Regions from separate parts of the Homo sapiens genome. Here region 2 is linked to region 1. Evidence: chromatin contacts called from ENCODE POLR2A ChIA-PET data. All regions are on one chromosome and are shown on one strand. The core of a region is the stretch at or near the end of the contact, and the rest is flanking DNA. Distances in the headings are between cores, read along the strand shown. Region 1 has its middle 20 kb from the start of WDR73. Region 2 overlaps ZNF592 (zinc finger protein 592).

What was found. ChIA-PET counts read pairs that join two places held with the same protein, here RNA polymerase II (POLR2A).
Region 2: POLR2A ChIA-PET joins it to region 1 with 10 read pairs in activated CD4-positive, alpha-beta T cell. The contact joins two enhancer-like sites. POLR2A ChIA-PET finds 5 or more read pairs at or near these places in 10 of 52 experiments (A673, GM12878, H1 and 7 more).

Annotation. Positions count from the first base shown.
Region 1 is chr15:84,632,771-84,635,470 of GRCh38, reverse strand. It overlaps the pseudogene SCAND2P and the pseudogene EGLN1P1. Among named protein-coding and RNA genes, the nearest start is that of WDR73, 20 kb to the left of the region's middle. RefSeq lists silencers at 1,184-1,263, 1,734-2,083. Within about 2 kb of position 1,335, at least 6 of the 41 ENCODE cell types and tissues checked have a DNase peak (open chromatin) inside an H3K27ac peak, as active enhancers do.
Region 2 is chr15:84,784,309-84,787,008 of GRCh38, reverse strand. It overlaps ZNF592 (zinc finger protein 592), which reads right to left. Exons shown (of 11, transcript NM_014630.3): 4 at 2,114-2,700. Among named protein-coding and RNA genes, the nearest start is that of ALPK3, 32 kb to the left of the region's middle. Within about 2 kb of position 1,314, at least 5 of the 41 ENCODE cell types and tissues checked have a DNase peak (open chromatin) inside an H3K27ac peak, as active enhancers do.

The DNA.
Region 1 (2,700 bases), core at 86-2,585:
TGAGCTGAGAATGCACCACTGCACTCCAGCCTGGGTAACAGAGCAAGACTCAAAAAAAAAAAAAAAATTAAACTCTTCTTATTGTGTCTTTTTCCTTGTAAGACATTAACTAAAAGTTACTGGTAGTAAATGGTGACTGTTTTACAATTGGGTTTCATTATTGACAATATCAAAAAAAAGCAGCAATCTTTAAGAGTTCAAATTAGTGTAAGATAGGAAGGACTGCAAAACAATCTGATTTTTCAGTTGTAATTAAAGTGCTCCTTTTCTTATTTTAAGTAAAATAAAATTAATCAGTCACTGGCAACAATCATTATTAAGAGGTCTTTTAGGGCAAAATTTAATAGTATGAAGAGGTTTACAAAAATAGATTGACGTTATTTTGAGAAATACTGTAATTTTTTCTCAATTCAGTTTTGATAAATTGTACCTAATCATAGAAAAATTATTCCAATTCAAACTTGACATATATTAAAAAAGTAGAGATGAAATTAACTCAGCTACGTAACAGATCTGGCAAAATATAAGAATGAAAAAAATTCTACACAGGGCACTTATTTCATATCCAGAGGTAAAAACATTTTCTATTAGTAGCTTATCTTCTTCCTGTAAGCAATCACAGATTCTAAGTTGATCATGCGGTACAAAGTCACAGCAGTCAGAATCTTCTGTTTGATGCAACACACAAAGTTGTTTGTTTCCTTACTAAAATGCGAACTGGTTGTCTATTTTTCTTTATCCCATTTATTCGTATTCACAAATTAACAAATAGCGTCAACAATTATTGTAGGTGAAGTGGGGTATTGCTGGATCAAAGGCTCTATAAGACGTCTTTACTGACTGAATCTGAAGGTTTATTGAGTTCAATCCTCACACCTTTTTCACCTGTTAGATATTTTACTTTAGCTCGTGCTCTCTCATCTGCATCAAATACCAAACAGTTATTGCGTACTTTGTAGCATATGCTGGTTGTACTTCATGAGGGTTGCGATGGTCAGACCAGAAAAACAGCAGTCTATCAAATTTGGGTTCAATGTCAGCAAACTAGGCTTTACCTTCTAGAAAAATTCGAAGTATACCTCCACTTACCTTGGCATCCCGTTCTTTAACGTAATGTAATACATTTCACACGTCTTCCGTCTCCATTTGGATTATCAACATGACGTACATAACCCGTTCCATTGACCGGATAACAAGCAGCCATGGCTTTTGTCCGGCCCGGGGACGCGCGAGGCGGGGACGCGGCCGCCGCGGGGTCGGCCGCGGACTTGGCCTTTGCCTTGGCTGCGTCCCCGGAGGCGCTGTCCCGGCGCCTCGCTGCCTTCCTGGCCTCCAGGGCCCGGTCCCTGGACGGCGGCGCTGCAGCGGGCGGCGCGGGGCCGGAGTCCTGGTGAGGGCCCCCTCCGTGGCCGAGGGCGCCCTCGCTGCCCTGGCACACGAGCTTGTGCTTCTTCCAGTCCTGGCGCTGGCGCTCCTTGCAGCAGAAGGAGCTGCGGCTGCAGCGCAGCAGGTTCTCCATCTTCCCGCACAGCTCGCAGTACTGCCGGTCTCGCTCGCTCGAGCTCGGCTCGCCGGGCCCGCAGCTGTCATTGGCCATGGCGACCGCAGCTGAGCAGGAGGGGTGCGGCCGGACGGCCTCGCCCGAGGCTGGGGAGCGGAGAGAGAGATAGGGGCCGTCACTGCGCCATGCACCCGCTACCCTTGACTCAAGGAGGCTGGCACCCAGGGCCCTCGGCCGGGTCGCTTCCGAGTCCTAGGCTCCGGCGCAGCGCAGGCGGCCGCCTCAGCGCCTAATCGCCGCCGTGGGCTGAGAGAACGCGGCCTGTGCGGCGAACGGCAACCCGGGCTCGGGCGCGCGAGCCTGCGGAGCGCAAGACCGGCCCCCTCGGCTGCCGCCACCGCCTCAGCGTCCCGGGCGGCCCGGCCCAGGCTGCGGAGGAGCGCAGGGTAAGCGGGTGCCGCTCGCTCTGCGCATTCTGCACGTACACCACGGTACGGCGGCGACCCGGCCGTGCGGCGCGCGTGGGCCCACACTGCGATTTCTTATCACTCTTGCGGACGGGCTAGAGTTCGTTCTATTTTGGGGCTGTGCTTCAACTGTTCCTCTGGTTCTGCTGTGAACTTCACCATTGCCTGGAACAGACAGATTCTGTCTGTGCTTGCTTCGGATGGATGTTTAGAGAACTCAGTACTGATCCTGAGGGCTCCTTCTTTGAGAGCACATCCTGTCCCTCTTCAAGGACTGGAAGTGGTCAAAATTCTGTAGGGACTAAAACTTAAACATCCCAAACATAAAAAAGCAGAGGAAAGGTTGGGTGCAGTGGCTCACGCCTGTAATCCCAACACTTTGGGAGGCCGAGGTGGGTGGATCACAAGGTCAGGAGTTCGAGGCCAGCCTGGCCAATATGGTGAAACCCAGTCTCTACTAAAAATACAAAAATTAGCCGGGCGTGGTGGTGGGCGCCTGTAGTCCCAGCTACTAGGGAGGCTGAGGCAGGAGACTCGCTTGAACCCGGTTGGCGGAGGTTGCAATGACCCGAGATGGCACCACTGCACTCCAGCCTGGGTGACAGAGCGAGACTCCCTTTCCAAAAAAAAAAAAAAAAAAAAAAAAGCAGAGGAAAAAGCCAGTCTTATGCAAAAGCCTGCAACAGCAGTAAAGACGGCAGACATGTGGAAGGCTTTATGGAGATAAGGCCA
Region 2 (2,700 bases), core at 65-2,564, 150 kb before region 1:
CATGGTGGCGCACACCTGTAGTCGCAGCTACTCAGGAAGCTGAGGCAGGAGAATCACTTGAACCCAGGAGGCAGAGGCTGCAGTGGGCCGAGATCGCACCACTGCACTCCATCCTGGGCAACAAAGCAAGACTCCGTCTCACAAAAAAAAAAAAAAAAAAAAAAAAAGATACGTAAGGACCAGTGTGAAAAAATCCCAGGCCCAGGCATCAGACCTCCACTGCCATGGGGCCTCCTCATGGCCCCTTGACTCAGATAAAGTAAACCTGGCCCAACTCAACCATGCTGGGGCAGCAAGAACACTGAAGCCCCAGGGGAAGAGACCCAGAGTGCCCACACCCCATCTGACGCATCAGAAGAAAAATGCAAACTGAAACAGAGCAGGAGGAGATGAGAGGCCACAGTGGGATCCTATAGCACCTTCTGGCCCCTTTGGGGGGCTGAGTCCTCTGCAGAAGCCCTACAGGCCCGCCAAACTCAACCTCTGACCTCTACCCTAATATTTCCAAGACCAGCCTCATGCATAACAATGTCCTCTTCTTCAAACCCACTCTGCACTCTCATATTCCTTTGCTCCCTATACTCAAAACACCCTTGCCCCTCCTACTCCTCCAAACTCATCCTTGCAAGCCCAACTTAAATTTCACCTCCACACAGCATCTTCCTTACGCATGGAGTCATCGTGAATTAGTCCCTCTGGGGCACTCTGCGCAACTAAGTTTATAACCTTGGTTTAGCCCCACTCTCAGTTGGCCATATACTGTAGCTGTTTGGGTGGTGACCACTGCCCTTGCTAGGCCACTGTAAGCTCCTGAAGGTTAGACTCCCTTCTGCCGGCATCCCCTGGTTGGCATAGACCCCCAGCCCATGCACAGTGGGCACTCAGGGAACACATGCAAAGCTCAACAGCTACCAACACATGCACAGAACCCTGGCTGAACTGAAGCAAAAAGAGCTGTTTTACTTTCCTCCCAGGCCTCTGTAGCACCAGCTTAGGGAAGCACCATGAGGGGTGGGTCTGGCTATGTCATGAAGAGAACCACCTTCTGGAGGCCTCTTTCTTCAGAGAAACCACTAACACATAACATAGACACAGAAGGTGCCAAAGGGTATTCTCAGCGCAGAAGGCTTTTTTTTTTTTTTTAAATGAATCTCATCAAGCATAACCAAGAATCAAAACAAGCAGACAAGCACAGTTGCTTTCCTGGAGTGGTGAGAACGCAGTTGAAAGAAGGAGGCTCCATAAACCTCTGCCACAGGCCCCACATGTCTGTCCACTCTCCTTCCTCCTATCCCAGCCCTGCCATTGGCCCTACTGCAGTTTCCACAAAAGGACTCTGCAAGAACAGCTGTGTCACTGCAGGGCAGAACAACAACTTATTAAAGACACAGTTCTTTGGCTGGGGACAGTGGCTCACGCCTGTAATCCCAGCACTCTGGGAGGCTGAGGTGGGCAGATCACTTGAAGCCAGGAGTTCAAGAACAGCCTGGGCAACATGGTGAAACCCTGTCTCTACTAAAAATACAAAAATTAGCTAGGCGTGGTGGCACATGCCTGGAGTCCTAGCTACTTGGGAGGCTGAGGCATAAGAATCACTTGAACCCCAGAGGCAGAGGTTGTAGTGAACTGAGATCCCACCAGTGCACTCCAGCCTGGGTGACAGAGTGAGACTCCGTCTCAAGAAAAAAAAAAAAAAGACAAAGTTCTTAGAACAGACTGAGGTGCAGGGGCAGTGACTCAGCTATCTCTGTCCCCAAGTTCCTTGGTCACATGCTAAGACTGTGCTGACACCTGCCAGAGACCAGAGGGAGATCATCCAGTAAAGACCTATCTCGGGCCTGACACTGGGCCTTGACAGACCCTTTGAGGGGAAGTTGAGTGGAACACGGGACACGTCCGTAAATACACTTGCTAAATTAGGGTCTCACCTCAGTATGGGCAGGACACCTTTTCCAACAAACACCAAACACTAAATATTCAGGCAGACATCCTCTTCTAAGACTCATAAGATTCCACCACTGCCCCCATATCAATGAGCTTTCCTCTCCATGCCCAGTCATGGAACCTGTGTGAGCCAGGGGCCCGATACCCGTAACAGTGAGGGTCTGCTTACCAGCCCCTCTGTCTCCTCTGTTGTCCTCTGGAAATGTGCAGCCAGGACCATGTAGTCCCGCATCTGCTTGTGACATTCAAGACACTTGATTGAGTACCGGATGAGCCTCACAGGGTCTGGGTAGAGTGGCAAGGCTGGAGGAGGGGGACTGGCACTGCCCGAAGTGAGGCCATGTTTGGGAGAGGATGAAGGGGCTGGGGCTGCTGGTGCCGTGGAGTTCACAGGGGCCGACACGAACATTTGGTCCGCAGAGATAGGCTTCACCAGCAGCTGGGAACACTGCATGACGAGCCCCTTGCTCTTGTGGTCACGGGCGTGCCGGAGCAGGCTGCACTTGTTGAAGAAGAGCAGCGTCTTGGAGCACAGTGTGCACAGTACCTCAATGTGGACGCTCCGCCGGCCATAGTGCTGGCTCAGGCTCTTCTCTAAGGCAAATGCGTCTCCACACTCCAGGCAGCAGTACCCACTGGCCGGCACGTGGATCCTGCTGTCCGCAGGCGGGCTGAGATTTGGCGCATAGAGGGGCACGGGGTTGGAGCTGTGAAGGACCTTGTTGAAGACCTCTACAATCAGTGGGGCAGCCTTTT